Regions from separate parts of the Homo sapiens genome. Here region 1 is linked to region 2. A link is a loop called in an ENCODE intact Hi-C map of the cell type or tissue named here. Cell type or tissue: Calu3. All regions are shown on one strand. Links, peaks and the distances in the headings refer to the core of each region. The heading gives the core; the rest is flanking DNA. Region 1 has its middle 350 kb from the start of KCNH7. Region 2 overlaps FIGN (fidgetin, microtubule severing factor).

Region 1 (16,134 bases), core at 4,594-12,593, 420 kb after region 2:
AATTACTGGTAATTATGTAATTCCAAACAATGCATACATTCTTACATATAGATGCTGAGTCATAATAATTTATATTTTGCTATTTTTAAAAAAAGTTTATTCTTTTAAAAATATATTTTAAAATAAATGTATTATTTTTACCACAGTGAACCTGAGAAATGGAGAGTCAGTCCGTGGAAAATTGAGAATCTATAAAAGAGAAGAACACATAAATTCTCTGGTTTATGGCTGGGTAAGAATCTGGTAACTCTGCCTACAGAGGAAGCTTTTTAAAAAAACTCCTGAGCTACATGAATGTAATTTGAAAACCATTTATCTAACCTGTGCAGTAGAGAGTTCCTGGTTCTAATTCTTTACCCATCCCTGAATCCACATTCTTTTCCCAGGTAATTGCAGTTCCTTCAACTAAAAGGTAGAGTATGTATTTCCACTCCTTGACTCAGGGCTCAGCTATGTGACTTACTTTGGCTAATGAATTTAAGTAGATATGATATTAGCAAAGGCTTGAATTGTGTTTTTATGGTTGAATGCACTTCTACATTCTTCATGAGAAGAACGTGCCCCCAGTAAAGCAACACTCCAAGCAGGATGACAGACATGTGGTGCAGAGTTCAACTCAACCCACTTCTTGGAGCCAAGACGATCCAAGCCTAGCTGAGCCTAGCCTGGCTCATCCAAACCCCAGCCAACTGGCAGATTCATGGACAAGAATAAATGATGGGCTGTTTTAGGCCACTGAATTTTGGGATGTTTTCCTGAGCAAAAACAGTTAACTGACACACCTCTTAACAAGTTAAAAAGAAAAGAGACTATAATGAAAGTTACTTGCAAAAGGAAAGAGGCGAATATGTAACCAGTTGATTTCATTTTCAGATAGGTGGCCCTAATAACATGCTCCTTATTTCAAATTTAGTTTATATAGGGAGCTACCCTACACCATGGTTTCATTTCAGAATGGCAAAGCTTATATAGTCTCAATATAAGCAGAATTAAGATGCTATTAGAGAATTAAGCTTTGTTTATGCTTTTTGTTATAGTTTTCTAGAGTGCACTTTAAGCATTGGCTACAAGCCACATTGGGACATTAAGTAATCACAATACTAACACATTTCAATATTCAGTTGGCAACAAGGCCTACAATTACAGTTAAGCTGTTATTCTCTGTGTCTGCAATTACCAAACCAATGATAAGGAGATTTTCATGATTGCCATTAAGGGTTTAATTATGACTGAGTTAGATACAAGAACAGTTGTTAGCTAGACATCTACTCATCCCTGTGGGTAAATTGGCCCATCTGAGGAGAGGGCCTAGAAAGACAGGCCAAAGTAATAAAGGTAGCCAATCAGTTAGCTGCATTATCAGGACTCAGGACACACTCTTGCTCCCTTTCAGCAACTTCATAGGTATGAACCACTAAGTACCTCAGTATCTTGGGATTGACCTCAGGTGAGGGCACTCTATTGTTCTGATGCAATTCTATTGCTCTAGCGGTCTGGCTACTTCCCCTGTAACAAAAGGGTGGAATAAAAGAAAATTCTTAGCACCTAAGTAATGACAGACAAAGTAAACACTTTGAGTTGCCTCAAGAAGAACTGGAAGACTGGATCACAGATTCATTGGTTTCATTTATTGAATGTTCCTGTCACTTTAAAGCCCATTTACAAATATAATCCAAGATTATTATTTAGTTACTTTATTGTAAACCATATCAAACAACTTGAATCTAAGCATGTCAGAGGAGAATGTCACTGTTGTTTGACAGGTTTGTTTATTGGCAAATAATAAGCCTAAAGTGCCATTGTTGTTGTTTTTTTTTTCCAATATGTGGAATCCAGACAACACTATAAACAAAGGACCAATTAGAAACAGCAGAGACAGAGCTTTATTGTGGAGTGCTTTGGAAGAGCTAGTAGTAAGAATGTTAGATCAAAATGGAACTAAGCAAAGGTAATCTGATTTATCTGAGCATTTGAAGTACATATTGTCCTGATTAGTTGTTTGTTTGAAAAGGATAGCAGTGATTATAACACAGACAAAAAACAAGTTTTTGCTACATAAAAAAGGAACATTATTCATTTTCCATATGCCAAAGTTATATTAACAAGGATACATTGAACCACAGTTATGGCTCTAAATAATTTTTTTTTCTTCAGCTCAAACCTGTTTTCCCATTTTAAATATTTTAAAAATAAATTTGGTGAGTTTTAGACTGTACCAGAGCATCAAGAATTCTCAATAGGAATTTCATGTCACAATAAATTATATTTTTCAAAAGTATCTAAAATTTGGCTTAAACATAAAAAAGTAAAATTATTTTTACATTAAAAGCACCCTTGAAAATTAACAGAAAAATGTTGCACTTGAAATTACCCTAAAAAATCAGTAGCATTTCTAGGCACAAATGATCTAGCTGATAAAGAATTCAGAAAAACAATCACATTTACCATAGCATCAAAAATCACCTCAGAATAAATTTAACTAAAGAGATGAAATATTTGTACACTAAAAACTGTAAAACATTAATGGAAAACATTGAAGAAGACACAAACAGATGGAAATATATTCTGAGTTGATGAGTAGGAAGAATTAATATTGTTAAAATGTCCATACTACTCAAAGCAATATGCAGATTTAACACAATCCCTATCAAAATTCCCATGGCATTCTTTACAGAAATAGAAAAAAAAAGAAAATTCACCTGAAACCACAAAAATTAAAAAAAATATATAGAATAGCTAAAACAATACCGAGAAAGAACAAAGGTGAAGGCATCACACTTCTTGATTTAAAATTATATTTCAATACTATGATAACCAAAACAGTATGGTACTGGCATTAAACAGAAACATAGACCTATGGAACAAAATAAAGAGCCCAGAAATAAGTCCAAACATATATGGTCAACTAATTTTCAACAAGGATACCAACAGGAAATAATAGGGGAAAAACAGTTTATTTCATAAATGGTGCTGGGAAAACTGGATTTCCACAAGCAAAAGGATAAAATGAAACCCTCATCTTACACCATACACAAAAATCAACTTGAAATGGATAAAATACCTAAATTAAGACCTGAAACCATGAAATTCCTAGAAAAGAACATAGGAAAAAAGCTGAACCTTGGCTTTGGCATGATTTTTTTAAAATTTCACACCAAAAGCCCATACGACATAAGTGAAAATAAGTAAATGGGACTGCATCAAACTAAAAAGCTTCCACAAGCAAAAGAAACAACAAAATGAAAAAGCAATCTACAACTGGGAAAACTACTTGCAATCCACATATCGGATAAGGGGTTAATATCCAAAATTCATAAAGAACAATTACAATTCAATAGCAGAAAAATAAATAACCTGATTAAAAAACGGGCAAAGAATCCGAACAGATATTTCTCCAAAATATATATATATATGATCAACAGGTATATGGAAAGGTGCTCAATATCACTAATCATCAGAGAAACGCAAATGAAAACCGCTATGAAATATCTTTGGCTATTATCAAAAAGACAAGTAAGGCTGTACACGATAGCTCACGCTTGTGGTCCAAACAACTCAAGAGATTGAGGCAAGAGGATCTCTTGAGCAAAGGAATTCAGGCTGAAATGAGATATGATAAAGCCACTGTACTCCAGCCCGGGTGAAAGAGTGAGACCTCCAACTTAAAAAATATAGAAAAAGACAAAAGGAAACAAATGTTGGCAAGTGTGTGGAGATAAGGGAACCCAAGCACACCGTTGTGGGAATGCGTATTGGTATAGCTAGTCTGGAGTTTCCTAAAGAAATTAGAAGTAGAACTACCATACAATCCATCAAGTTGTCTTTGGGTATATGCCCAACGGATATAAAATCATCACCTCATAAAGACATCTGCACTCCCATGTTCAGTGCAACATTATTCACAACAGCCATGTGTCCATTGATGTAGGAATGGATAAAGAAAATGTGGTGTATACATATACAATGGAATATTATGCAACCTTAAAAAAAGGGAGATCCTGCTGTCTGTCACAAACACAGATGGGCCTGGAAGACATTATGGTAAGTGAAATAAGCAAGACACAAAAAGAAAAATGTTGCATGATCTTACTTACATGTGGAAAATATATATATATATATATATATATATATATTTTTTTTTTTTTTTTTTTTTTTTCTTTTTTTGAGACAGAGTCTTGCTCTGTCACCCAGGCTGGAGTGCAGTGGCACGATCACGGCTCACTGCAAGCTCCACCTCCCGGGTTCATGCCATTCTCCTGCCTCAGCCTCCCGAGTAGCTGGGACTACAGGCGCCCGCCACCACGCCCGGCTAATTTTTTGTATTTTTAGTAGAGACGGGGTTTCACCATGTTAGCCAGGATGGTCTCGATCTCCTGACCTCATGATCCGCCTGCCTCGGCCTCCCAAAGTGCTGGGATTACAGGCTTGAGCCACCGCGCCTGGCTTAGAAAATGTATATTTTTTTAAAGACCATTTACATGGAGAGAATGAAACAGTGGTTACCATGGAGTGGGAGGAGAAGAAATGGGAAAATGTTGGGTAAAATGTTGGGTAAAGAATAACAAAAGGAAGGTATGTACAATGAACAAGTTTGCAAATCTAATGTGCAACACAAGGTCTAAAGTATTGTATTAGGGATTTTTGTTAAATAAGTAGATTTTAGCTGCTCTTAATACAAAAAAGATAACTATGTGAGATGACAGATATGTTTGCTTCACTATAATAACCATTTTACTATTTATATGTATCCCATAACATCACATTTGTAAAACCCAAATAGACAAACTAAGATTTCCTAACAAGAAAAGAACCATAAGCTAACAAATAGGTGTTTTTTCAAGCTTCCAAGTTTGTGATAATTTATAATATAGCAATAGATAATTAGTATGAACACTATAAAATAAAAGTCTTATTATTACATTATTTAAGTAAAATAAAGTTTAACATTTTTCCAAAAAATTTAAAAATAGCCTTAAAATGAATTTAAGCAGAATTTTAAAATATTCTAAGTTAATGATTATTTAAGTTAAACAGACTCAGAATTATGCATTCATTCAATTTAAAAATATTTAAATTAATATTTACTAAATTGTTAAATAGTTCATAACATGCCAGGTTGATGTGCCTTTTTCAATTAAGCTACATGTTAGAATTTAATGTGAGAAACTAACTACTTTAAGTTGACAAACAGAAAAAGATAAAATACCCCAAACAGCAAACTGAATATAAAGCTACATTAGGAAAATGGCCAGGTGACTAAAAAAGGTAAAAGTTTTAGAAATTAATACATGAAAAGAGAGCAAGATCTAAAATACACGAAGCAATAATACAGTGCATATAAAAGTAAGGAAGATCATTCTTTAACAGTCTCCACAGTTAGACATCTTCTCTACTACACAGAATTAAGAAAAAAAAAGAAACAGAAAAACACATGTACAAATAAAAGATTATTGCATTGTCTGTTTCTTCGTTTTGCGTTTTGTTGTTGTCGTTTGTTTGTTTTAAAACACACTTTTGCAGCACTCAGTATGAACCAGGCATTAGCCAATAGCTAGATGTTTTGCAAAATCAGCTTATATGACCTTTAAAATCACTCTATCAAAGAAACATTAATATTACTCCTGAGGCTCACAGCAAGTAACAATTTGCTCAAGATCACATAGCAGTAAATAGTAGAGGTGGGATTCAAACCCAGGCTGGCTGATTCCAGAGTAAGTGCATGGAATCACTATTATATTAGTAGCTCAACTTCTTTGTTTACATATATAGCCCCACCTATTTTCATATTTTCAGGTTGCTGCAAATAAATAGCATATCTGCTATATATACTATCTATCTATGTGACATCTATCTAATATTCAACTGAACTTCAATTTCAGCCAACATGAACTGCATGCAGTTCCTTTTGGAATGTAGTTTTTCCCAAAAATTTTCCCTAAGAAGAGAGAAACACATCTTATAATTGAGTTCTCGCAAAGTCTGTTTGGAGAAGGCGAACAAGCCAGAAATAATTGTCACCAATGTTAGTTTCGAATTATTAGAAGTTACCTATAATCTATATAATTTTTTTAAATGAGTCAAATACAGGTTAACTCTTTATACCTGAACTAAAACCTGCTGGTTATGTTATTAATAGATTATAGATCACTTTATAAAGCAAGATAGTGACTGATTACATTGTGGAGATCATAGATTATTAAGATACATTACTGAAAAAACAAACAGGCAAAAATAACATCTACTACAACAACAAAATCTGAAACTCTCCTAGTGTTATGAAAATGGGTACTTGTAACTTGGGACAAAAGTTCCAGTGACAGTATCATATATTGATTCAAAAACTGTCGTATAATATATCAAAAAGTCAAGGTAAATCTTCCTGGGAAATCTTTCTACATGACAAAGATATGACTCAATTGATAAAAAAGAAACCGGTCTCAATGATGCCTGCTAAGTATTTAAATAAAATTATTTCATGGAATATGAGAGTGGAAAATGTTCCTATCTTAAAATATAATTTTCTGTAATTCAATAATTAAATTTTTGAAAGAAACACTGTACATGGACATCTGACTTTTGAATCTATAATATTAAAAGGTTACATCCAAAACTTTTCAGGTGTATATGTGCTAATTATGCAGTTTTTTATATAAATTTGAGTGTGTATTATCTTAAATATTCTGCATTTACTAGTTGAACTATTATCTGTAGTTGCTGTCCTCATCGTTTGAACAGCAGAAATGAAATCAGGAGGCTCATTCCACTAGATCTGTATCTAATTCTGCATTTTGTTGAGTACTGTTAAATGACAATATTGACTCTTATGCTCTGCCTTTAAACATATTTACCTTTAAAACTTGCATAATATATGTGTACTTTTATTTGTGTCAGTTTATAAGTATTTCATTATTTTAACAAATTTTTGCATATATATCATATACGTTTACGTTTGTGTGTGTGTGGCATGTGTGTCAGTATTAATAGTCTTATGCTATTGGAAAATTGGGCTTATGCATTTATTCCCTGAACTTGTGTCAAGTGCTAAATATATGTATTACACCACATGCTTGATATGATTGGAAAACACAAAATATTCCTGAGAGAAGAAGAAGAGGCTGCATTAATTGGAGATCATGCCTTGTAAGTAATAGTCTATCATTAAATATTTTCTGATTATTTCATCATGTAAGTGTAGTTTTTATACATGTGCCACAAAATGTAGGCTCATATGCTGGTGGAATATGGGTTTAGTCTTATTCAAAAAGCTGGGCCTTGTGGAGAAATTTAAAGAAGCTGATTGACACCAGTGAACAATGGCCTGGGTTGGGGGAATGACATAGTAAGTGTTAGGAAAAGGGCCTTATAACTGACAGGAATTCTCATAATATTTTTAAAGAACAGATAATGGGACTTGCCTGGGTAGACAAATGAGAAATAGTAGCTGCGTGTTGTATGTGTGCACATGAGTGCATGCACACCAGTGCCTTGAAATTAAGATAGGGTTGGAGTTAAGTATTGTAAGAATTTACATTTAAACTAATGCTTAAAAAGATGTCCACTGAAGATACCTGATTGAAAGAAAATACTTGATCAAAATAATGGCAACATGAAAATGGGCTATAAGTAAAAAGATTCTTATAATAGTGTGTATGAGAAACTAAAGCAGCAAGAAATCAGATCCTAGGCAAATCATGATAGGGAGATAGCTGTCAGTAGAGGAGAGGAGCCTTTTCATGATATGATGAAAGAAAACAGCAAGTTGTCCCTCTTGGAGAAAAGTGGTAACCATATATGTATTCAGTTGTCAATACAGTACAGTACCTAGGGGTTTTATTATAACTAATTATATAAAAATACCCATTGTGAGCTCAAAATTTGCATTTTTCTTTAAATTGAGAAAATAATTCCATTCCCCATCTCATTACTAGATTTGTAAAAAAAACAAAAACAAAAAACCTAAAGGCAAAATTAGGAAGGCTGAATTATATAAATCATCAGTCTTGGAGAAATAAGAGAGAAAATGCTTAAATACAAACTTCCTCCTAAGAGACTGGTCCACAGTGCCACCTTGTGTTGATGACCCAGTTCTTCTGTTTTGTGTTTTGCATTGATTTCAAAACCTAATATTTCTTCCTCATGCCAAATGACATGCAGAAGAAATATGGGTTATTTTGTCCTAATTTAAAATTAGTCAACTGAAGTACTGAAATATGAAGGAAAAAAGTATTTAAAATAATTCTTGTTTCCTAACTGTTTTGTTCACTTTGTTGCAAATTAATGCACTGTTTCCCTACTAGAATGTGGTTAATGTATTCATACCATGAAAAGAGGTATTGGGGAAGAGATGGATTCTGTACTGAATCTAAGGGTAAAGCCAAACAAAATATGATGTTTTGAAGTAATTGTAATCAAAGATAGTAATGACTATGGTGTGCACATTCTAATATAACACTGAAGTTAATTTGTATTGAGAAGTTTATATATTTTTATACCTATTTTTAAATGGGTAGAAATGATGGATGTTTTAATGAAAAAAATTGTGAATTCAATTTTTTGAGAATCATTGAAATAGAAACTGATCATATCTAAATTTCAAGTCCTTTTATTATCTCTAAGCCTTTATTATTTAAACTAACAGGTGATTACAGTTTCCACCAGTCAAATTGGATCACCTTCCATTAGTCCCTAGAAAGCTGGTAGATAAAATGCTTAGGAAAGAATATTTAGATAATAAAATACAAGCCCTATTTCTAAAGCTACTATCCAGACTTTACTTAAGCCCTACATGTCTTGGGATGCTTTGGATTGAATATTTTTTCTCTCTAGAAAATCATGGTATCCGTTTTTCCCTATCCTGTCTTATTTCGATGGCTGATTCATTTATGGGAAAATAAGCTAAAATTGGCTTTTTGTATTTTTCCTTTTCCTCCTGTTAAATAACCTTTATGTCCTTAAGTACAGCCTGACATTTAATTAGAAAATTAACATAGCATATGTAACCTATCTCGAGTGTAGTTTACCAATACACTAGGCCTGTCACTAAAATGAAAGCAAATCGCTCAGATTTTAACTTATTCAAATTAGTATAACTTTTTAATTCAAAACTTAGCTATACTAACAGACATCTGGAGTCTCTATTGTAATGAAACAAAAGATTTAGTGTATTTGGTTAATATGCCATATGTATATATAATTTTATATATTTATAATTATATGTAAATTTTAACAAAAGTTTTCCAAGTGTATGTATAATTTATATATATAACATATGTATAACTCTACTAAAAACTGTATTTCACATAGTTGTGTTATGTGCTGATAATGATATTGAGTTCTGTATACTCACTACTATGCATAATGAGATTCAAGTATTCAAAAGTAATTAACTACAAGCAAATTATCTACCTAATAAGGATAATTTTAGTTTCTATATAAATTTTACTATAGGCAGCCTTCTTCCCTTCTAGCACTCAGTCAAAATTTTTTTTATTTCCAGAATTTAAGTATATTAATTAAAATTTCATCCTCCTATGACCAATTCAACAGTATGCTTAATTATTGTCAGAGAATCTCGGTTTTTATAAAAGCACATTTCTTAAATCACAAACAAGAAATTTGTCACTAACAATTATTCAGGATGTCATGTCTTTCCTTTTCATCATAAATATTGTCATTCTTTTGCAGAATGCATATTTTTGGCTATTTGAGGTGCATTATTTTTAGGGGAAAAGCTGTTCAACAGATTAGAGAATCTGAGCTAGCCAGTGGAGAAGTTAACTACATAAGTCCACTACACCTAATTATAAAAGATGAAGGTTTTAAAATTTGCATAATTGCAACTGTTGGTAGGGGTCGCTAACATATTTGCATTATCTACTTATGTTCCATACCAACTCTTTTAAGCACCACTTTTTAAAAAGTCAGCTATGTCAGATGCTTGTAGGTGTCAGAACATCATAACCTACAACGCAGGCAATGCCTTTTTCTACATACACCCCTGGGTTCCAATGGCTTTCTAAAATCAATTTCTATGTTTTGATACTATTCCATCTTCCATCTTTTAAAAATAAAGTCTTTCTATCCATATCTGCATGTAGCAAGAGAAGTGCATAATGACTAAATCAAGTCCCAAGTATTCATTTATGCCTTTTACAAGTAATCATTCCATTAGCTGTAGTTCATAATAATTAACATTTACAAAGATTGCATTCACACAGTGAAAGTGCAGAGGTAGTCAAGAATAGGGGTTGGTATTCATCATAAGGGCCTTTATACTTTGGAGGCTAAAAGAATACCTAGATCTTAGGAAAATGGATATCAAATATCCTTTTGTAGCTACCTACTGTTTAAATGTCTAAATAATATCTGAAATAATTGAATTTAAAAATGGAAAGGTAGATTAATAAATCAGTTGTTGAAAATTTGCTAAGAAAAATAGTGATGACAATAGCTATCCTTAATTTGGTGGCTTCTATGTTCAACATCCAAGCATCTTCCACATATTATTTCTAATTCTCATTAAAGCCCAGCAAGGTAGATTTTTTTAATCCCTATTTTATAGGAGAAAAACCTAAAGCTCAGAGAAGTTCTGTAAGTTGCCCAAGAGGTTATAGAAATTAAACATGAATTTAAACAGACTTTTTATGACTCTATGGTCTGTGGTTTTTCCACCATTCCATACTGCTCTCTTCCCCTAAAATTACAACTATATTTTATGAATAACACCTTCATGTCAGAACCTTAATAATCTAGTTAATATGATAGATCATTGCTCTAACTTTTTTTTGCTAGTAAAGATTATTAGTTGTCCCCAGAATAGCATCAAATGCATTTCATTTATTTCCTCGCTTACTCAGCTAATATTGACTCCTGGCACTGTACAACATGCTACTATAACCACAGTGAGAGTATCAATTAAGAAGTGAGCAGAGGCCTAGAATATCATAATAAAACAGTAAACATTATTACACCAGTGGTAAAAAAAATAGGTGACTGTATAGGTGACTTTAGAACGTTCTTCATAAAAATGAGCAAACCAAAAAAAAAAAAAAATCAAATAGGAATTTAGAGGAAAATGCTGTGGTACAGAAAGTGTAAACCAGTGTTCTGAGGCCTGGCAAATTGCTAAAATGCATTACGACAACAAGCCAAAGCATCCTTCCCCTCTACATGACTGGGCCTGCTACTTTTATCATGTCCTGCAGTAGATTTACACGCGACATTAATGATGCAACATTGTGTATGAGTATTTGGAACACACTTTTTGGTATTAGGAGGTTTCTAAAAGAGAATATTTTAATTCTAGTTTGTAAAAGAAAATGTGTCGTTCTTGGCCTGCTCAATGTTGAGTCAGGTATAAAGACTTAGAGAAACAATTAAGAAAGGAAGTTGATTTTTAGTAAAGAAAGAAAGGAAAAGACATTTTATTTCCACAATGAGTCATGCTTTGTAGAGTAAGTGTCTGGGGAGTCAAATGGTCAATTTTTTTTTTTAACTATACAATACAAATGTAACCAGGAGTTAATTTACTCAGTCATAATGCTATATTCGTTAAAAAAAGCATTTGCTTACAAATGAAGTATGACAAGAAGATACGTTTCCTCTAATTAAAATTGCTTGTGGTATGTTGGCAATTTCCAATAATCAAGATTGCCACAGGAAGTAAGGTTGTTTCAGCTGGCTCCTGGTGAACGCATCCATTTACTTCACACTTACAGTAAATACAGAGATATTTTACTCACATTGCCCAGGTTTCCTTCAGTTTCTGTTCTCCTGAGGTAACTTCCAAGCCCCGCATTTTCTGTAACTTGATTCCCAAGCATTTTCCAGGAAAGAAAGGTATCAATGACCTGCTGGTTTTATTGTTAACTCCTTCATAATAGTATAAAGCATTTCATCATTTTCAGCTTTTTCAGTCATAGAAGTAAAAAGAAACTACATAACTAAATTCCCTTTTCCGTAAAGATAGAATATCACTATTCCATATAATACAATCTATCCTTAGATTTTTCTGAGTGAGCATCAAAAACGTGTATGTGTGTGTGTGTGCGTGCATGCCTGTTTGGTCTCACATATGTGTGTAGCATGTTTACTGTCATATCTTCATCTTGATAATAACATAGTGTATGGCTTTGCACGAGAATTTCTTCTTCCTGCAGATTTTGATTTGCTAGTTTTTGAACTCTTGATAAATTTGGTGACACTGTGGCTGATCCACTTTATCCCTGCTTTGTTTGGGTATGGTCTTGCTCTCTGAGGCACCACTTCCCCATTCCCATTGACTTCAGGAAAGGTTCATTAGGCCTGATCTCTCTCAGTCTTTTTTCTTCCTCCCCTTTCTTCTCTCTTCTCCACGCTGGACTCTGGGGCTCTTTATTCCTCAGGTCCCCTGTAGGTTAAGCCTAAGCTCTTATCCTCTCTTCTCTTTAACTCACAGTCAGCATTGGCATCTGTATTCAGTAACCCTCCATATGAATAAATAAAAGCAGGTACCAGCCTCCCAAATCTCCAGGTCTGGCTGGACAAACAGCTTGAGATGCAGCTCCTGTCACAGTTTCATGTCACCTTGGAGCAAAAAACTTCCCAAGGCTTTTGAGATACATCTGACAGTAACTTTAATTCCCCAGTGTTTAAGTTTTCCAGACTCCTACAAACCCTCTATATAACCTACAAATAATTAATATCTAAAGAAAGCCAATTTATGGACCTAGATGTCACATCAAGGCAGAAGGAATGAACATATATGTGCATGGGATAATTAAGGGTTTCTTTATGCTTTTCAAAAGGTCTGATCTGTTGGTAGACAACGAGGGTCTGAGCCACTTTGAGCAGTTGAGTAATTTGCATTTGCCAAGAGTTTTCACTCCCCACTCTGTGTATAAATGATTCTTGTTCTTTTTAGATATTCTGCCTTTTTCAAATAGTATGCTCCTTCAAAAATATTTCAAAATGATTGCAGTCTGAAAACAAATCTTGTGGTGGGTAGGCTAGTACTCTATTTCTTCTGAGGTTTGGCTCTTGCTTTTGTTTTTATACATAAGGTTTAAACAAAGTTCAGCCATTTGTATTGTTAGTTCACAAAACATTATCGTCCTTGGTATATTTAAGTCCCCTATATTGGTGAATTGGTTGGTTTGGTAACTTTCTGTTTTGTTTTGTTTTTGTTTTTGTTTTTTGAGATGGGGTCTTGCTCTGTCACCCAGGCTGGAGTGTAGTGGTGCAGTTTTGGCTCACTGCAACCTCCACCTCCTGGGTTCAAGGAATTCTCTTGCCTCAGCCTCCCGAGTAGCTGGGATTACAGGCACCTGCCACCACGCCTGGCTAATTTTTGTATTTTTAGTAGAGACGGGGTTTCACCATGTTGGCCAGGCTGGTCTCGAACTCCTGACGTCAGGTGATCTGCCCGCCTTGGCCTCCCAAAGTGCTGGGATTATAGGCATGAGCCACCATGGCTGGCTGATTTGTTTATCTTTTAAAAATTCCATTTTATCCCCGTTCCTCAATCCCATTTACCACTCTCTGAATGAGCAACCATTTAAATGTGTAGCTATTTATTATATTGTGTTCTTGGTAGGTGGATATTGACTTATGTGGATATATTTTAACATGAATGATATTGTTAGATAACTTTCCATTTTCTACTTTTATCCACCATGTTTTTAGTACCCATTTTAGGTTTTAGGTATACAGCTCATTGACTGTTTTTAACTGCTGCATAATGGTCATGTTGTATACCTATCACACTTTGTCTATCTGTTAGAGTTCTGAGCTTCAACTTCTGAGTAAACAAAAACAGACAAATATCCTAAAGGTTGTTTTTTCCTTTTTACTTAGACTTTTTTTCTTTTTGGTGTCTATGCTGTGAGAAGGGGGATATAATGACTTAATGATGGAAAGAAAAGGAGAAATAATACCATCAGTATGAGTCATTTAGGATAAACAGGATTAAGTCTTGGGTGTTTGTGATCCAATATTGTATAGCAATAGAGTCTGCAGGTTTATATCTGTTTAGACTTCCTGGGTGCTAATCTTGGCATATCTACTTACCATTCACTGACTACTTACCAACTAGTAACCTTAGATTAAGTTACTTAAACCTTTGAGTATCAGTTTCTTGTCAGTAATATGAATTAAAAAAATACACATCTTAACGTCATAATGCCACAACTTAATACTATAACTAAATGCTTTAACTGGTCATATGACCCTACTCAACACTAGGAGACCAAAAAATGAAATCTCATTAAGTGCCTAGAAGTTGCAGAGCCTGAAATATTCAGCGAACATCCTTAATGACTACCATATGCCTCACATGGTTGTTGTAAGGATTAAGGGGTTTATTTCTTATCCTGTGGTTAGTACAGTACCTACAACACAGTAGACACTGAAAAAATATTAGCAGTTATTTTATAGTTCTTAATAAGACATAAAAGACCTTTCATGCTTTCCAACACTCTCCACTTAAACATTGTGTTCTATTACTTTCCAGGCCTCCCTTTTCCCCACATGTGACAAGACAAATATGCCAACACTTTCATCATGTTTCAGATGAACAGTACCCTGCAGTAATACCTTGATCTTCATTTTATTTCTTTTGGCTCTTCTAGCCATTGACTCCTTGCCTGTCCTGCCATTATAACTACATCTTGACCATTGGATCTACGTGCCCTACTGATCTTGATGACAATTCACTCACAGATGTCTTTATTATGACTTTCTTTATATGCTTTATCACACAAATAAAATTATTGTCCAAGCTAGCACATTTTTAAGAGTGAAAGGAGAGCAATAAGTAAAAACCAGGGCTGTGTCAGGGAAACTGGGAGGGATAGTCACACTACTTTCTCCATTTCAGCAGTAAATTAATGGGTGTTTTAATAGCATCCTATGTCCTTCTTATTCTATAGGGAGTTAGTTTATCAGAGTAATCTTTGCCCTGAGGATTTTCTCATTTTTTCAGATACCTTGAGAATCATTTTTCTTGAGCTCCCTCTCCTTACTTCCTCCTTCCTCCAAAGTTAGTAAATTTCTTTATGTTCCCAAAGCCACAGGGGTATACTTCAAGTTGTATGGAAATTATTTATTTACACCTCTAGCTCCATTGTAAAGTTATGAGGTCCTTGAATTCAGGTATCTCATTTCATTCGTCTTTGTATCCCCAAGAACTTGCAGAATCCTGACACATGCTAGGCAATCAATGTTTGTTGCATGGATGAATGCGGTCCCAGAAATGTAATACCTTAATTAAGAGAACCAAATCATTAGTGGGTTGGGAAGTGGGTATTTCAAGCATTGTGGCAGGACAGCTGGAGACAGATTTTGAGGAAGAAGGTATTTGTATATTGACCTAAGATTTCATGTTAATCAATTTTCTTGTTTACATTTGAATCCTGGTTCAAATTCACTTGTAGCATTTGGAATCACTAGTTTATAAGAATTACAGTGTTCTAAAACTATCTTTATAGGATAATTTCAGATGTTTTTGAGCTGCAAATGTTTTAATACTATTAATCATATAAATCTTTAGAGGACTGAAACCCTATAAATAGCTGGCATTTTTTAATTGAACAAAATCTCCTAACTCTGCCACCAATTGAATTGAGTGGCCTTCCAAAAAGTCTTCCCCAAAAAGAGTGGCGGCAAAACTTTTAAAAGGTCAAAATTTGCGGAACACTTGTAATTCTCATTGGCATCCACTTTCTCTATTTTATGCTCCCTTTTTTTCTCCTACCCAAGGCTCTTCATTATTTCAAGAGCCTCCTCATTCGTTTCCCTAAGTCTAGTCTCTGATACCTCCAATCCATGCATCCATCTATAGTCATGTGGCTAGTGACTGCAAAACAGTAATTAGATCACATGACTTCCCTCTTCAAAATTAGCAATGTTATTAATTTATTATTATTGAAATTATTATCAAAAATAAAATAGCAGTGTATCCATTTAAGTTCTTCATTAATTAGTTCTAATTTACCTTCCTAGAGTAGACTCTTACTGCTACCCACCATAGTCTTTGCTCTAGAGTCACACAACTTCCTGAATGTAACATGTTCTGTCACAATTGTGTATCTTTTGTATTCTTCCTTCCCTCCCTCCCTATCCTACCGAAAAAAAAAAATCTCCAACATCCCTAATTTT
Region 2 (16,134 bases), core at 4,870-12,869:
GCTATGGATACAATTTAATGCATTGTAGAGAACCCAATTCAGATCATAAGCTACCTACAAGTTTAGTTTAAACACAGAGTATATATTAATACCATCCTAGTCCAAGTCATGGTGCCTGTAACATTAAATACAGGCTTTTATGAAGCCCAAAATAAAGACATTTAGACAACAAGATCTGTTGCTTACCTGCGTACCATCTACCCAACAACTTTCTGTAGGAAATAAGAAGCATAACTTTGGAGTAGCTTAAATAACCTTATAAAAGTTGTACTAATGCTCGTGTATTCAACTAATAGGAGATGCTTCACTCACTGTTAAATTAAGCTTTGGTTTGTGGTATCAAACATACAGCACATTAGGAATGGTGAAAATGGATAGGAAAATAGCAAAAAATAATATCTGACAAATTAGAGCAAAAGGGGGAACACTGAAACAGCATCTGAGACCAGTTTTTTAAGATACCATTCATTATTCATCATTCCACACTGTTGTACTAATGACACTGTATCAATAAGAAAGTTATCAATTATTTCCCACGTGTTGTGTTGTAAGAGGGTAGGGAGGTTCTCTTATCATAAAAAAAAGTATTTGGAAAATGTTTTTAACTTTTAGAGCTGAATACTTTCTAGATTTCAAGAAAAGGTATGTAAGTTAAGAAACTGGAGTTGAAGCTCTAAAGTGGAGTCCTAAATTTAAATGCCTGTGTGACCTGGTAGATACCATGAAAATACCTGACATTGTCAGGGGGTAGGAGCACCATGACAAAGTGGAAAGGGTAGGATATGCCCCAAGGAGGGAGCTGGTCCCCAGAATCGGACAGCTGTTGCCAGGCACGAATGAAGTGTTGTAAGATCTTGTCTGAAAAATGGGAAATATGGAAATACAGATTTTTTTTTTTGAGACGGATCTTTTAAAACATAAAGTCGAGTGATTTTTAAAGCCCTGTGCTGGCCAAACCAAACACAGTTGCAGGGTATATGTTACCCTCAGGCTGTCAGATTGCAATTTCTCTGTAAGAGGGTGAGGTATCTGAACTATATTTACTAAGACCCATTTAGCCAGAAATGCCTTCATAATTGTTTAAAAAAAAAAAAGCATTGTTTTATGCAAATACAATGGAATGGGTTGAGAAGGCTGCTGCAAAATGTATTGTAATTTGGAGTCTTGAGGTGTGAAAATATGATTTAAAGAGAAAAAAGTATTTGACAGTATTGTTATATAATTAGAATATCTTATTTTGAAACTGCAGGTTTTAAAATGAGTTTTAACTAGTCTTCAACCTCTAAGTACTTTATTTCTTAGTTTTAATCTCTAAAATGTTGAGTCACAGGAAACATCAAAAATAAATAAAATACTTTGAAAACATTTGAAAATGTTGACACCTTTTTGATTAAAGAGATTATGCTCTTTGTTTTGCTCAGAATGAGAGAATTTCTGTATCTTTCTTGGAACCAACAGTCCCACTGGAAAATTTCATTTACAGTTGCTGTCCTGAGGTTGAAGGAAAACTGACTTATAAATTCTGGGAGTGATTTTACTTTTTTTCTGTCTAGCCAGTGTTGTTTTGTTTTGTCTTTAATGCACCCCTGGCCTTTTCAAAATAAAAGAATACTAAGAAATGTTTGTGTAGCAGTTCACAGTTGGGAAATAGTTTCACAAAATATTATTCAGGTAATCTTAATAGCAATACAGTAAGGTGAAATAATACCATTATTGTCCACATATCACAGCTGAGTGAGTATGATGTGCTTAAGCAACTTAACCAAGATTAGAATAAATAAGTGATGATGTAAGCAATGCTGCCAGTGGTCTTATTCTACAGGCTGGAATTTTCACCGTGAAACAAAATTCTTGAACCTTCTTTATGTTCCTTCAGTCCCTTTCTATCCCAACAATCTATCAATGGCTCCAAATAAAATACTATATTATGCAAAATAGTATCCAATCCTATAAGACATCATTATAAGTGAAACATCAATCGAAAAGTGAGGATGTCTGGAATGGTTAGGTCATTTTAAAGTTCTGTTAATCTCTAAAATCAAAGAGTCTAATTTTGGAGAATTTAGACTGTGAAATTGTGAAAAAGAGAGTTGAAAAGGTTTCATCACCTTATAGAAAATGGATCCTCCTTTTTAGCATTGAACCACAATGCTTTGTACATAGTTCATCTTTTATTGACTAAATTTAAAATTTGACAGCCCCTCTGTTACATTCAGCTTATAAAATCTTCTAATTTTGGTCCTCTAAAGATGGAACAAAATTAGGTAAAAATGATACGTAATTTCAGTGCTTCTTCCTCACTTTTTTCCCTTTCTGTTACTTGTAGATTTTATGCCATATTTTAAAGCCAAGAATGATCGGGGAATGGGCTGAAGAAATTTCCAGATCAAATGAGTTAGTACTAGTAATACTAGATAATGCTGTGTTGGCCTCTTGGCTTATGAGGATGAGTAGACAAGGCTGCATTAGTCTCCTCAAACATTTCATTTGGTCATCACTCCCATTGAAGAATGATAATAAGTAGATATTGCACAGGGCCAGTTTGCAGTGCCAGGAGGTGTACAATCCTTCTTTCAGAAGGTTCTTCACTGCATAGACCTGTATTTTTAGCCAATGAATTTTCTACTTTCTACTGGAAATTTTGAATGCTCTGTATGTTAGTTCTGCCATTTCCAACCCAAGAGATGATAAATCTGTTGCATCAGAAAGAAGAGGCTGTAAAGTATTATAATTACTTTACAGTATTTACCCCAGTAGTGATTGTTTTTCAGAGAAACCCTTGCTAATATTATATTAATTTTTTTAATGTTAAAAAATAATGAAAGGTTCAGAGGTGCAATAGCTCAAAGAAATGTAATAGGTGTAGTAATGTTGTCATGCAGGCCTGTGTGAGTGCTATGCATCTGTTTTAGAGCAGGCAAACCTGCCATGCCTGCAGGTGTTTGCCTCAGGTCCCTGCCCTTAGGAAGTCTGAGAAAACCTACAAATGAAGGCAGAGCCCCTAGCAGCCAAAATTACCCTATGGGAACATTGTAAAAGGGAGTAACTATTTTAGACCTGATGAACTGTTGAATAGTACACGTATATAAGGAGTGGGTTGGGTAGTGAGTGCCTCACATTGATATTTCTATGAATATATGCTAAAAACAGATTCTAGAAGACCTAACCTTTTATTTCCAATTTTCCTCTCATTTTGAAAGTTGCTTTTATACCCTTCATTTTTCTATATTACTGTTTAAAATTTTATAGCTGTGGCAGAACTTCAGAGGATGCTATAGTTGTTTTGTTTCGAAACTAGTTAAAGAGCAAAATGGAAAAAGTAAAGCAACAAGGCAGTAACTGGTTAGTAATTAAACCTAAGTTATCAAATGGTCAGTAATGGTAAGAATGGCAAATGTTATCCGTACTATCCAGTTATATAGGAAATATGGATTTGTTCATTTATATATACATGGAGTCATCCCATAACAATAAAATAAGAACAATGCTCAGATGTTTTACTCTAGTACCTGTCATTCCTATGTAACACTTAAATTATCTTAAAAGCAATTTTCTATTAGATTGTGTATTTTCAAAAAACACGTTGCATGATGAAATTTGCCAGCTGTATTAAGATTTTTCTGATCCTTTCAAAAGTAAAAATTGATGTTTTGCAACAATTCTTCAATTATCTTTAAAAACTATTTTTCTTACTTTCCACTGTTTTCTGAATTTTTACTGTACCTATTTAAACTATTTCCAAACAACAGTAGGAGTTATTGTTCTAAAGTCATGCTTCTAATAATGTTAAAATAGTATTGTTTCTGAGATCCATCTCCATGTTCTGAAGAGAAACCATATAAAAGCTGTTTTTAAAACTCAACCCATTATTTGAGTGCCAAGTTAAGTGACACAGGTGTATTGCTTCTGACTCACACATAATTGCAATACAGTCAAACAAAGCAGGATGTTTTTGTTGTTCAGAAAACATTTGGCTCTGTGGTTTTGTTCCATTTCATATCAGAAATAGCACCACCAATAAACACAATAACAATAACAACAAAAAAATAAATTTGGTTACCAATTTCCAGTTAGTGTTAAAATTCAAGGAACCAACCAAAAGGCTCTGTACTTCGAAGGCCAAGACAATCTCCTGAACACTGATTTCCTCAGCTCCTGCTAATATCAAGAATTAGTTTGTGGTTAGATTAGCTTATGCTTTTAAATAACATTAATGATTTTAAAGCACTGGATAAATTCTCGTTTCAGGGGATATGAACAAGTCCATTGCCTTGTATTTAAACAAAATACAATTTTGCCTTTTGCAGCTCTGCAAAGGTTATTGTTATTTACTATGCATCAATAAATAATCTTTCAATTATCTTGTAAGCACATCCAAAAATAGCATGACAATCAAAAGGCAATGGTGTATCCAGTAATTGTTCCAAATAGATAATTTTGATAAATATGATCTTTGCTTAATTTCAGGTAAAAAAGAAATCTTACGAAATTTAGTTTTGCTAGACTTAAACCATGCAAAAATACCCTATGAAATGGACACTCTATTTAAACTGTATACTACTGTCTTTTACAGTGATTATAACTTATTAAAATCATTTTTTCATCTCTTGTATGAATAATATATTTACAAGAAAACATTACTTAAGCTAATACAGGTGGGGGGTTCCCACCTCCTGTGTTTTTTTAAAAAAATAAGCAGTTTCATTTGAGTTAAAAAGTATATTTCTTTATAATATTTGTTATGTATGTTTATTAACTTATGCTAACAATGGCTTAGCTCAGCAAACTGAAAGGAAGCCGTCCTTTAACTTATGTGTGCGTACGTATGTGTGTGTGTTGTGCTAAATTCCATTGCCTGTACTTCTAAATTATTTGTTGAGCCCTTTAAGACTTTTTTTTTCACGTTTTTCTGTATCAAACTAATCACATTTATACTCACAGCATATGTGTGTTCTTATTTTCTCTACTCTGTATTTTGATAATATTTTAAAGAAAAGAACCATAATAGAAATTCCCTAGAAATAATTTACAGGACTAATGAATTTGTAGGTCTCTTAGACAGTTCTACATTACAGTCACATTAATATTCTCTCCTTTTTATAAGGCTTGAAGTAAATCCCACGACACTAGAAGCATTTAGATACTGATTACTTGCGATTGGTTCCTGGTGATTTGCTCTTAATAATTTCCAGTTGAATTTAATGAAAGTATGATTCCTGAAATGCTGCTTCATTAAAATTGCAGCTTTTCCCCTTTAAGTGTGGTTTCGGTCATTTCACCCATTTTGCGGTGTGTTTTCCTCCCCCTTAAAAAGTAATGATTGAGAAAGCAGAAATAATTAAGAATACCACTTTAGTTCTCCCTGGAACTCATCCTCAGAGTTTCTCTGAGTGAAATGATGCAAGCTGCATTTCATCAGGATTTTATAATACTATTTTCCCATTCAATGAGATTATTTAATAATATATAAAGTTTTAAAACATAAATATGAATTTTGGGGGTAGTTGAGGGAAATTGAAGAAAGAATCTGTTGCATGTACAAGAGAACTGAGGTCTTTAGAATTTTTACTAATATGTATATACATATATTTAGGTTGATTAAGTTACACTGTGCAGCATTCAGACTTAATTTAACTGAGTTGTGATTTGCAAATGAATATCTACATGGATCCTTTTTAAAAATCAAAATGCAAATGAGTACAATTGCAGTAAAATATATTTGCAAATGAATCCTGTTGCTTTATTCATTTATTGTGTAATTACTGCAATCCTTCCCACCTTGTTTTCAGTATTTCTTAATCATTAAGTCGGAAGCATGACAGCAGTGCCAGCCCTGGCATGATTCTCTTTGACTAAAACCTTGTAAATTAACACAATTAGCACAGCATCATCCTGCTAATTAACTTCCAGTGTCTGGTGCAGTGGTTTTGCAAACAAGGAAGAGGGAGTCAGAAGGGAATCAACATGCCATTCTGTTACCAAACTGTGTGTTATGTTCAGTTTATCGCAGTAAGTCAGAGCCGGCCATGTCAGAAGCCAGAGTCAGGCAATGAAGAGCCACAGAGCTTGGAGGAAGAGCACAGAAGGGGGTAGAAACTGACAAAATAGACTGTAGTAATTCAGAAGGGGGTTGATGCCACAGATGCTTCATGTAGACCAGGCCTCCTCCTTATCAAGGCATCTCTGCCAGAGGGCACAAGACAGTTTGCAAAATTCACTTTGGGTAATACAAAAAAGATGAAGGAGAGATGCTTAATATAGCTGTACCAGAATAGGAAGTGTTAAACCAAGCAGAGATTAGACTGAGATGAGCCAGCAATGGGAAAAAGGAGAACAGGGTACCAGTCCTCTTCTGTAACTAACTGTATGTGAGACCTCGAGGGTACATTATAAATCGCTTTGGGCCCTGGTTTCCTAATCTGTGAAATAAAGTAATTTCTAAAGTCTCTTTACAATTTAAAATTCAAATTATTCTGACTGCTTAGTATTTTTTTCTTAAATGAGAAAATGCTCATTTTGTAGTTTGCTACATAGTCAACTTTGCTTCACTTAGTAACCCAGCAGATGATAGAATTACCCAGACCATCTCATTATCTACTTGTACTCCTCTAGCGTATGCCCTACGTGGTTTCCTATAGAAATTGAAAGAGTTAGAATCCAGAATCTCTCTCCATTCTTATCTTCCCTTTCCCCTCAGTTTCCTTTCTCTCTCTCTCTCTCTCTTTCTCTCTCATATATAATATATATATATATATATATGAAGATGTATAAGACAGGATGTGTATAAATACACACACACACACACACACACACACATTCTCCCCTCTTAGTACCTTGCAGGCTGTAAGGGGAGGAGGGATTATAAGAGAAGGAGGGAGAACGCTAGAAGACCGACAGACAAGTGATGCTTGTTTTTTTTTTCAGAGACTCAACAACAGAACTGAGAGGCAGAAAGGAGCCAGTTGTAATTCATACCGAGTTGTAGGCTTTGTGCGATGAAAGCGATGGAGCGCTGCCTGGGAGATTGCTTTGCTGCACTCCACGAAGCAGATTTGAAACTGTCGTGGACCACTTTAGATGAGAGTTGGATTATGGAATGACCTGCTATGTCTGTGTCATATTGTTCTGCGCAGGGAGCATTATACTGTGCTAACTAGGTGTTCAGTACCAAATAAGAGAGGTATCCTAGATGTGATCTGTCAGCTGTGTCTCATTTTTATATTGCTTAAAATGTAAAACAAACTGTGATGTGAACAGACAGAATAGCTAGATATTGTACATGTTAATACTGCCATGTGCAAGATATTTAAAATGTCTGCTTATTTTAAGAACCTATGATTGAATTCTAATTTGACAGGAATGTGTGTGTACATATATATGTGATTGTGTATGTGCGTATAGTAGGTAAGCTGATGGGCTTGACAGAAATAGATTTACTTATTCCTTACAAATGCAAAAAATATAGGTAACTACAGAGTTATATTTTAAACTCAGTGTGCTTTTTAAACAGGGCTGAAGTTTAGTCCATTTTAAAGAGTACTTATTATAGGGATCATAATAGGTATTATAAACAGTGTAGATCTTTTAAAGTATGCATATCATTAATGGAAAATAATAGGTAACAAAAGAAATTGGGGGAAAAGCTTTAAGAGTTCTGATGCCTATTTAAGTAAATTAACTCTTTTCCCCCCAAAATTCTTAGGCTTGAAGATGCAGTGGACGCCAGAGCATGCCCAGTGGCCAGAACAGCACTTTGACATCACCTCAACCACTCGGTCTCCTGCCCACAAAGTTGAAGCCTACAGAGGTCATCTGCAGCGCACCTATCAGTACGCCTGGGCGAATGATGACATATCTGCTCTGACTGCATCCAACCTACTAAAAAAATATGCAGAGAAGTATTCCGGCATTTTGGAAGGTCCTGTGGACCGACCCGTACTCAGCAACTATTCGGACACACCATCAGGACTAGTGAACGGTCGGAAAAATGAAAGTGAACCCTGGCAGCCTTCCTTGAATTCAGAAGCTGTTTATCCCATGAACTGTGTTCCGGATGTTATCACTGCCAGCAAAGCTGGAGTCAGTTCAGCCCTCCCTCCAGCAGATGTCTCTGCGAGTATAGGAAGCTCTCCTGGGGTAGCCAGCAACCTGACAGAACCTAGTTATTCAAGTAGTACCTGTGGAAGCCACACTGTACCCAGTCTTCATGCAGGGCTCCCATCTCAGGAATATGCCCCAGGATACAACGGATCATATTTGCATTCTACTTATAGTAGCCAGCCAGCACCTGCACTTCCTTCACCTCATCCGTCTCCTTTGCATAGCTCTGGGCTACTACAGCCCCCACCACCACCTCCTCCGCCACCAGCCTTGGTCCCAGGCTACAATGGGACTTCTAACCTCTCCAGTTACAGCTATCCGTCTGCTAGCTATCCTCCTCAGACTGCTGTGGGGTCTGGGTACAGCCCTGGGGGGGCACCGCCTCCGCCTTCAGCGTACCTGCCTTCAGGAATTCCTGCTCCCACCCCCCTACCCCCCACCACTGTTCCTGGCTACACCTACCAGGGCCATGGTTTGACACCTATTGCACCGTCGGCTCTGACAAACAGTTCAGCAAGTTCTCTCAAAAGGAAAGCTTTCTACATGGCAGGGCAAGGAGATATGGACTCCAGTTATGGAAATTACAGCTATGGCCAACAGAGATCTACACAGAGTCCTATGTACAGAATGCCCGACAACAGCATTTCAAACACAAATCGGGGGAATGGCTTTGACAGAAGTGCTGAAACATCATCCTTAGCATTTAAGCCAACGAAGCAGCTAATGTCCTCTGAACAGCAAAGGAAATTCAGCAGCCAGTCCAGTAGGGCTCTGACCCCTCCTTCCTACAGTACTGCTAAAAATTCATTGGGATCAAGATCCAGTGAATCCTTTGGGAAGTACACATCGCCAGTAATGAGTGAGCATGGGGACGAGCACAGGCAGCTCCTCTCTCACCCAATGCAAGGCCCTGGACTCCGTGCAGCTACCTCATCCAACCACTCTGTGGACGAGCAACTGAAGAATACTGACACGCACCTCATCGACCTGGTAACCAATGAGATTATCACCCAAGGACCTCCAGTGGACTGGAATGACATTGCTGGTCTCGACCTGGTGAAGGCTGTCATTAAAGAGGAGGTTTTATGGCCAGTGTTGAGGTCAGACGCGTTCAGTGGACTGACGGCCTTACCTCGGAGCATCCTTTTATTTGGACCTCGGGGGACAGGCAAAACATTATTGGGCAGATGCATCGCTAGTCAGCTGGGGGCCACATTTTTCAAAATTGCCGGTTCTGGACTAGTCGCCAAGTGGTTAGGAGAAGCAGAGAAAATTATCCATGCCTCTTTTCTTGTGGCCAGGTGTCGCCAGCCCTCGGTGATTTTTGTTAGTGACATTGACATGCTTCTCTCCTCTCAAGTGAATGAGGAACATAGTCCAGTCAGTCGGATGAGAACCGAATTTCTGATGCAACTGGACACTGTACTAACTTCGGCTGAGGACCAAATCGTAGTAATTTGTGCCACCAGTAAACCAGAAGAAATAGATGAATCCCTTCGGAGGTACTTCATGAAACGACTTTTAATCCCACTTCCTGACAGCACAGCGAGGCACCAGATAATAGTACAACTGCTCTCACAGCACAATTACTGTCTCAATGACAAGGAGTTTGCACTGCTCGTCCAGCGCACAGAAGGCTTTTCTGGACTAGATGTGGCTCATTTGTGTCAGGAAGCAGTGGTGGGCCCCCTCCATGCCATGCCAGCCACAGACCTTTCAGCCATTATGCCCAGCCAGTTGAGGCCCGTTACATATCAAGACTTTGAAAATGCTTTCTGCAAGATTCAGCCTAGCATATCTCAAAAGGAGCTTGATATGTATGTTGAATGGAACAAAATGTTTGGTTGCAGTCAGTGATAACTTCTTTAGAAAAAAAAAATGTAATGAATGTTGGCACACACACATAAAACCTGCTACATAGGGAATAGAGCCCCTTTCCAGTAGAGTTTAAATTGCAAAGGGTACTGGGGAAGATGACGATTAAGTTGCATCTTTAGAGTCAGGGTAGATTTGGAGGAAAAGTGCATCAAATGAGAGCTTCTGATTTGAAAGCCCCAGATGACAGAAAGCATATGTGGATGCTCAGTTCTGTTCAAGCTAGACAACACTCACCAAGGAGCAAGGTGCAAGTGTGTTGATTTCAGAAGGACATGAACCTCGTGTGTTGATTCCATTCTGCTGTTCTCGAGATTTAGTTGCTGTCAAGTGCCTGGAGTGGTGCTTTATTTTTTGTTTGCCTCACAATTACATTGGTGGCATGTGCTAATATAAAGAGCTTTAACTTCAAACATTATTGGACTAAAGAGATGAACAGTTGTGTTATGACAGAAAACCAGATTTTTGCCATTTTAAGAGCAACAGTATTCCTCAATCCTGTCTGTTCTGCAGTATTAAGCTAAGAACAGGTAAAACAGGGTAACGGTAATCTGGACCTTAATTTCTGCAGTTCATTTCTTTTAATGTTCTTGTCTGCAAAAACTCAGGAAAGTGATTGTGATTTGTACAGTACCTCAAAGGAATGTGTTGAAAGCACTATGTACTGCTGAGAGTAATAGGATAGGCTTCAATGTTACTTTATATTAAAATGTATGTTTACCTCAACAATTGGAAAATAGCAAGGAAAATTACTTTGAATGTATCCAGAAAAATACTGAAGTGTGATACAACTGAATATTTACAGTTTAAAGTAGAAATGGAAGGATTTTTTTAAGTTCTTTTACTAATTATGGGGAATTAACCAGAGCAGAATAATTCTTTATGTCAATAACTGCAAGAGTTCTTAGTACATTGCTCCTTGATAATTAAGTGAAAATGTTCTTAAAAGGTACACTGGTTAATTGAAAGCTACTTATTCAGTTTGTGTTAGTGTCTAGACCTGTCAGCCACAAGACCTGTTTAGGACCCTGAAAGTCACAGTACCTAAAAACTATGACTGCCTTTTTATTGCATAGGTGGTAGTGGTGGTGATGGTGGTGGTAGTTTGCAAGTTATCTCTTAAAACTGCTGGGAATGGTGTCATTCTATTCACTAATCTAGCTTATAGACTTGCCGTGCTGTTTGATAGAATGCAGAGGATAGCAACCAAAACAAATACACAAATAAATAAAAACAAAAACCAACCAACAAACCAACTTACATACACATATATATATCCACAAAGAACCTCTCCATCTCCTCCCCTTCTTTTTGACTCCACTCTTGTCAGTGCAATTTTGCTTCTCATTTTGAAATCTGGGCTGTAGTGCTCCTGCTTTATTTCTACCTCAGTTTTGTTACATTTCTCTTGGAAAGTAAAGTAGAAAATTGGAAGTGGACACACACACTGCAATGTAGCTTGCCAAACATGTTACTTTGTTTTCTTCCATCTTTCACCGTAAATCTAGTTTCCAAAGACATCAGCATTTGTGCTTACTTCCACCTCAGTCTACCAGCCCCACCCCTACCCATGGCATAAGTGGCATTTTTCTTAATTTCCTATTTTTCTCCTGCTCTCTGTCAAGTTGTTCTTTGTATCCTTTAATGCTTTATGTGCAACCTTTCATTGATAGTGGGCTGATGTTTGGCAATGCTTCTGAACTGTCACAGAGCAGGCTGTAGCTTTCCACAGCCACTGCCCATGCATAAGCAGAACAGCCTGGCCTTTTGAATGTATTTTCCTGGGTTTTTTCCCCTTTTCTTTTTTTAGTTTAGAGATGCAGTAACAAAACTGTTGCAAAGCACTGGCATTTTATGTATTCAATAAATAAGTGATGTACATTTTTAAAAAAATTTAAATAAATGCAATGAGAAGCCCCAAGAAAGGCCTTTCTGTTTTTTTTTTCTTACAAAAATTTTTACCGATCTTATCCACAATATCCAATTCTCTGAAACACTTAACATAGAGAAAGCTCATGAGGGATTTCTTATCTCTGAAATTTTATGATGCTTGATCTTTACTCCCCTTTTTTTATTTTTTATGTTGCTAAAAACTGAGCAATTGAACCAGAATTTAATTTACTGTGACATTCTGTCAATTAAAGCTGTGCTTAAATATAAATATTCCATATTAAAAAGCAGTGCCTTTCATTAAGGATACAAAAAATAATACTTAAATACGCCCTCTGCTTTTCGCAAGTGAATAAATGCTACAATCGTGTTCTGGGTCTACCCTGTGCATCCCTTGTAAGGAAATTCTAATATCCACATTAACTTGTAGGTTCATATTGATCTCACTGACAAGTTTACTTTTGCACAGTGCTGACCTATTTTCTGACTTTTAGACATTATATTTCATTTCCGCCAACATGCTGTGTTCACTTGAAAGCGTCTGGCAAGTTTTGACAAACCCAGTCTTATTTAGACAACTTTGGAAAATCCAATATTGACCCACATTTTTTTGTGGCTAGTAAGATTTAATGCCAAATATATGACTGCACTATTGTGTTTTACACTCATTTATAAAACTGAAAATAAATTGAAGTCATACATCTTGGCTTTTAGCTTTAAGTGACTTAAAAATTAGAACTCTGAGTGACTTAAAAATTAATTTGAGATGCAAGTGGTCAAAAATCCATGTATTTAGACAGAAGCTGAAGTCGTATGTGATTTTCATTTAGCCTCACAAAATCCAAGATTTGATCTCTTAGGAAATTGGGCATGTTGAAGAAATGAAGATCTGTTGGAGGAGATATGGCTGACCTTTGAGTAGATAGTGCTCTCCTGTGATTCTTTGATTCTGCATGGCAGCATTATGAGCTCTTCTATAAACTAGCTTAATAATGAGCTCTATTCTGACCATCTATTCTGGAACTTGGAGTGGGGGTGGGGTACCACATCCTCAGAAGTGAATGTGTACAGTCGGTGATAGTACAACTGAGTAATGGGGCTTCATACCCTTGGCCTCTTTTTGACTGCTAAGAATTTGGAGAAGGCTATTAATGAAGGTAAGGTAATGAGCCAGTCCAAATCCCTCACTGTCTGGCTAAGAGATTGAGCCATTCCACTTTACAGCCCCTAATTCCCTTCTTCCCAACTGCAGCAACATTTCCAACAGGGACAAAAAGGAAGTGAAGGAAACCACTTCAGTATTGGGATCAATAGAAATTCAAGAGGTAGTTCATAATGACCTTATATGTGACACAAATGGAAATACTCTACACTTCTGGCATGCTTCTCTCCCAAATATTTAGAACATTAGTGACAATATGAAAAACTTTGCTGACTGAGCTGATCAATGGAATGTGAAGGCAGTATACTTTAAGGCTATTTACTTTCACACAGAATGTTTATCTATTAGTCAGTTTGTATTCTACTCAAATGCAGATAGACGGGTATAATGTTTTCTTGTGCATTTGAAACCTATCAAGGAGAAAATAAACCATTCCACTAAAATACATAGGCCAAACACCATCTGGGAAAGTGATAAAAGCTATCCAGAGGCTATGCTATGTAAAATAGCAAGGTCAATTTACATGGGTTGCATAGTACTTGGCTATGCAGTTTTCAAAAGAACACATCCAAAAAAAAAAAAAATCCAAATTAGTTCCTATAATAGGTCTTTGTAAATTTAAATATATTTGTGGGTTGGAAAATACGTTTTTAGAGACATTTAGAATTTCTTTCTCTAAAAATGTATCCAACTCCAAGCAGAAAGAGACTTCTGTACTCACATTCTCATGTTTCTTAGAATTGGGTAGCATGATCATTGAATCTGTATTTTGCAAAGTGAAAGGGACGCAGCTTGTTGAACTATTGAGGCCACTAAAGTAAAGTTCTAATATATATATATAAATATAAAATTAGTGTGTGTGTTTGTATGTGTGTATGTGTGTGTGTTCTTTCATCACCACCTAGTTGAACTTTAAAACAGACGTCTACTTTTCATTATTCAGAAGCAACTTGTTACTTCCTTTCTTCATATGTGCAGAGATACACATGATCATGTTACAATTTGAAGTGTTTTAATGTGTTTTTTTTTCTTTTGAAACGTAAAGCCTTCAGTTGTTGAATCATCTGCCGATTTTTATATGAAGCACATTAGCAAACCTGGAGCTATTAGTATTTCAGAATTCACAACCAGCTGTACTTGTGACTAACCAACACATGAACTGAAGCTCACACTTTGCTAAGACCTTTGGTTGACATTCGATTTTGAACCTGCCAGATGCATTTGTGTGAACCAGGGATACTGCATCTTTAATGAACAAGTCTCTCCTCTTTCCCCTGTTTTTAAATACAACACAAGCAGTGTAGCACTAGGCACTGCAATTGTCAAAGACAATTAGACTGGAAGCAGGAAAATTTCACCTCCCTGTCTCAGTGATATGTAGAATGTCGGCAGCATGGGTCAGCCTTGCCACAGAGTTGTGTGAGAATATATGAATCAGTCCTATAGAATGTTAAATATTTATAAAATGGTTCTGTAGTACACCAAGGTTGGGAGCACATTCATTCCTTCTTGTTGTCTTATGATACAAAAAAAAAAAAAAAAAAAGCAAAAGTTTATTTCTGGGCTTAAAACTCTCCCTCTAATATCTCTCTCTCTTTTACCCCCATTCCCCAACCATTCTTCTCTCCATCCCTCTCCTCTCCTCTTCCTCTCTCTTCTCTCTCTCTCTCTCTCTCTCTGTCTCTAACTCTCGCTCTCTCTTGTATGTGGGTGTGTGTGTGTATGAGTTTCCACTGTGGATTATATACACTTGCTAGAGAATATTCATTTCTTTTTTTTCTTTTTTCATCTGATGTATATTCAAACATTGTTCTTTATAACCATTTCTACCTCATTGCTACATATTGTACATGTAGTATTTATTTGTTGTCTTTTTTTGAATGTCATGCATTTCGTAAGAAAAAGACTTGTCCTTGAACTTGAACAGTCTACCTCAGAAAGACTGTCTTTACACTGAACAGTATTAGCAACCTAAATGATAAGACGCATTAGTGAAGTGTGGCAGGGTAGATAATGCACGAGTACTTGGGATACTGATGGACTTTTAATTGTATTCATAACACAAGACTGCTTAAAAGAACTTAAAAGAAATTATGCACTGTGTAGGTCTTCATCGAGGTCCCATTTGGGACATTATATACAGAATAGAGCTTTATTCCTATGTGCCCATCTCTGAGAAATGTGTTAGCATTCCCAAGTATTTTACACTGGCAATCTGGCTACTTAAGACAAACAAATTCAAACAACATTTTTATATTTTGACTGACACCCTCAGCTCCTAAATTTAAGAGAAATAATGGTACTTAACTATTTTCAACTATAGTCTTCAGTGATTGAAAATGCCTTCATTTTAATTCTGTGACTCCTGATATAAATTAAGAAAAACAATGCAGTTGCAAGGGCCTGCACAACACTGAAAATAAACCAAAAATTAAAAATGGCACTTCCCAAAGGAATTAACAAACGTGGAGTCATGGTGCTTGCAAGTTCCATAACTGAAAGCATTTTGTTTCTGATTTCCCTTTATAACATGTATTTGTTTATTGAAGCAATTGTACAACTAATGGCACATTGAATTACTTTGTATGAAGTGTTTTATATTATACTATTTATTTTAGCATTCGTTCTTTTTCTTCACCAGCTCTATATTACAGTAGCAAAAGAACACTTAGTTTTAAAAAATGCTGAAAGGGGTTCACCACCCACCCAATCGATGAATGGACTTTTGAAGTTGCTTGTCAGCAAATTGTGGATATTTTACAAAAGCAAATGAACTGTGACAATCCACAACTCCCACAGATGTGAATTCAGAAATGCATCTGAAACTCCGGTATGCCTGACAATCTATTCTTTAAGTTTCATTAACAAAGTGGCATCCAATCCTTTCACTTACAATTCCTTGCAGGAATGTATTGTCTAGAGGCTGTCTAGTAGTGATTAAGAGAGGGTTTTTGTTTTGTTTTATTTGTTTACTGTATTAGGTGAGGAATGCCATATTTCTTGTCAGCCAACAGTACTTGTCTGAGACAGAAATTTAAAAAAAGAAAAAGAAACCTAACTAATTAAAATTTCTGTGCACTTTGCTTCCCTGACCATATTGATTTTAT

The links. A loop is a pair of places that touch in the nucleus more often than their neighbours do. Peaks named below come from ENCODE experiments on the same cell type or tissue, not always from the same donor. Only the 100,000 strongest peaks of a DNase experiment are listed, where the experiment ranks them.
Region 1: it touches region 2 in a loop (6-fold over the local background); 4 of 110 quality-filtered maps call a loop at or near these places.

Annotation. Positions count from the first base shown.
Region 1 is chr2:163,183,518-163,199,651 of GRCh38, reverse strand. No RefSeq gene overlaps it. Among named protein-coding and RNA genes, the nearest start is that of KCNH7, 350 kb to the right of the region's middle. In Calu3, for the core only: a CTCF peak has its summit at 8,074 (motif pointing left); a DNase peak (open chromatin) is centred at 8,061.
Region 2 is chr2:163,603,375-163,619,508 of GRCh38, reverse strand. It overlaps FIGN (fidgetin, microtubule severing factor), which reads left to right. Exons shown (of 3, transcript NM_018086.4): 3 at 7,703-16,134. The coding sequence ends at 9,957. Among named protein-coding and RNA genes, the nearest start is that of FIGN, 120 kb to the left of the region's middle. In Calu3, for the core only: no CTCF peak of the experiment used is centred there; a DNase peak (open chromatin) is centred at 8,108.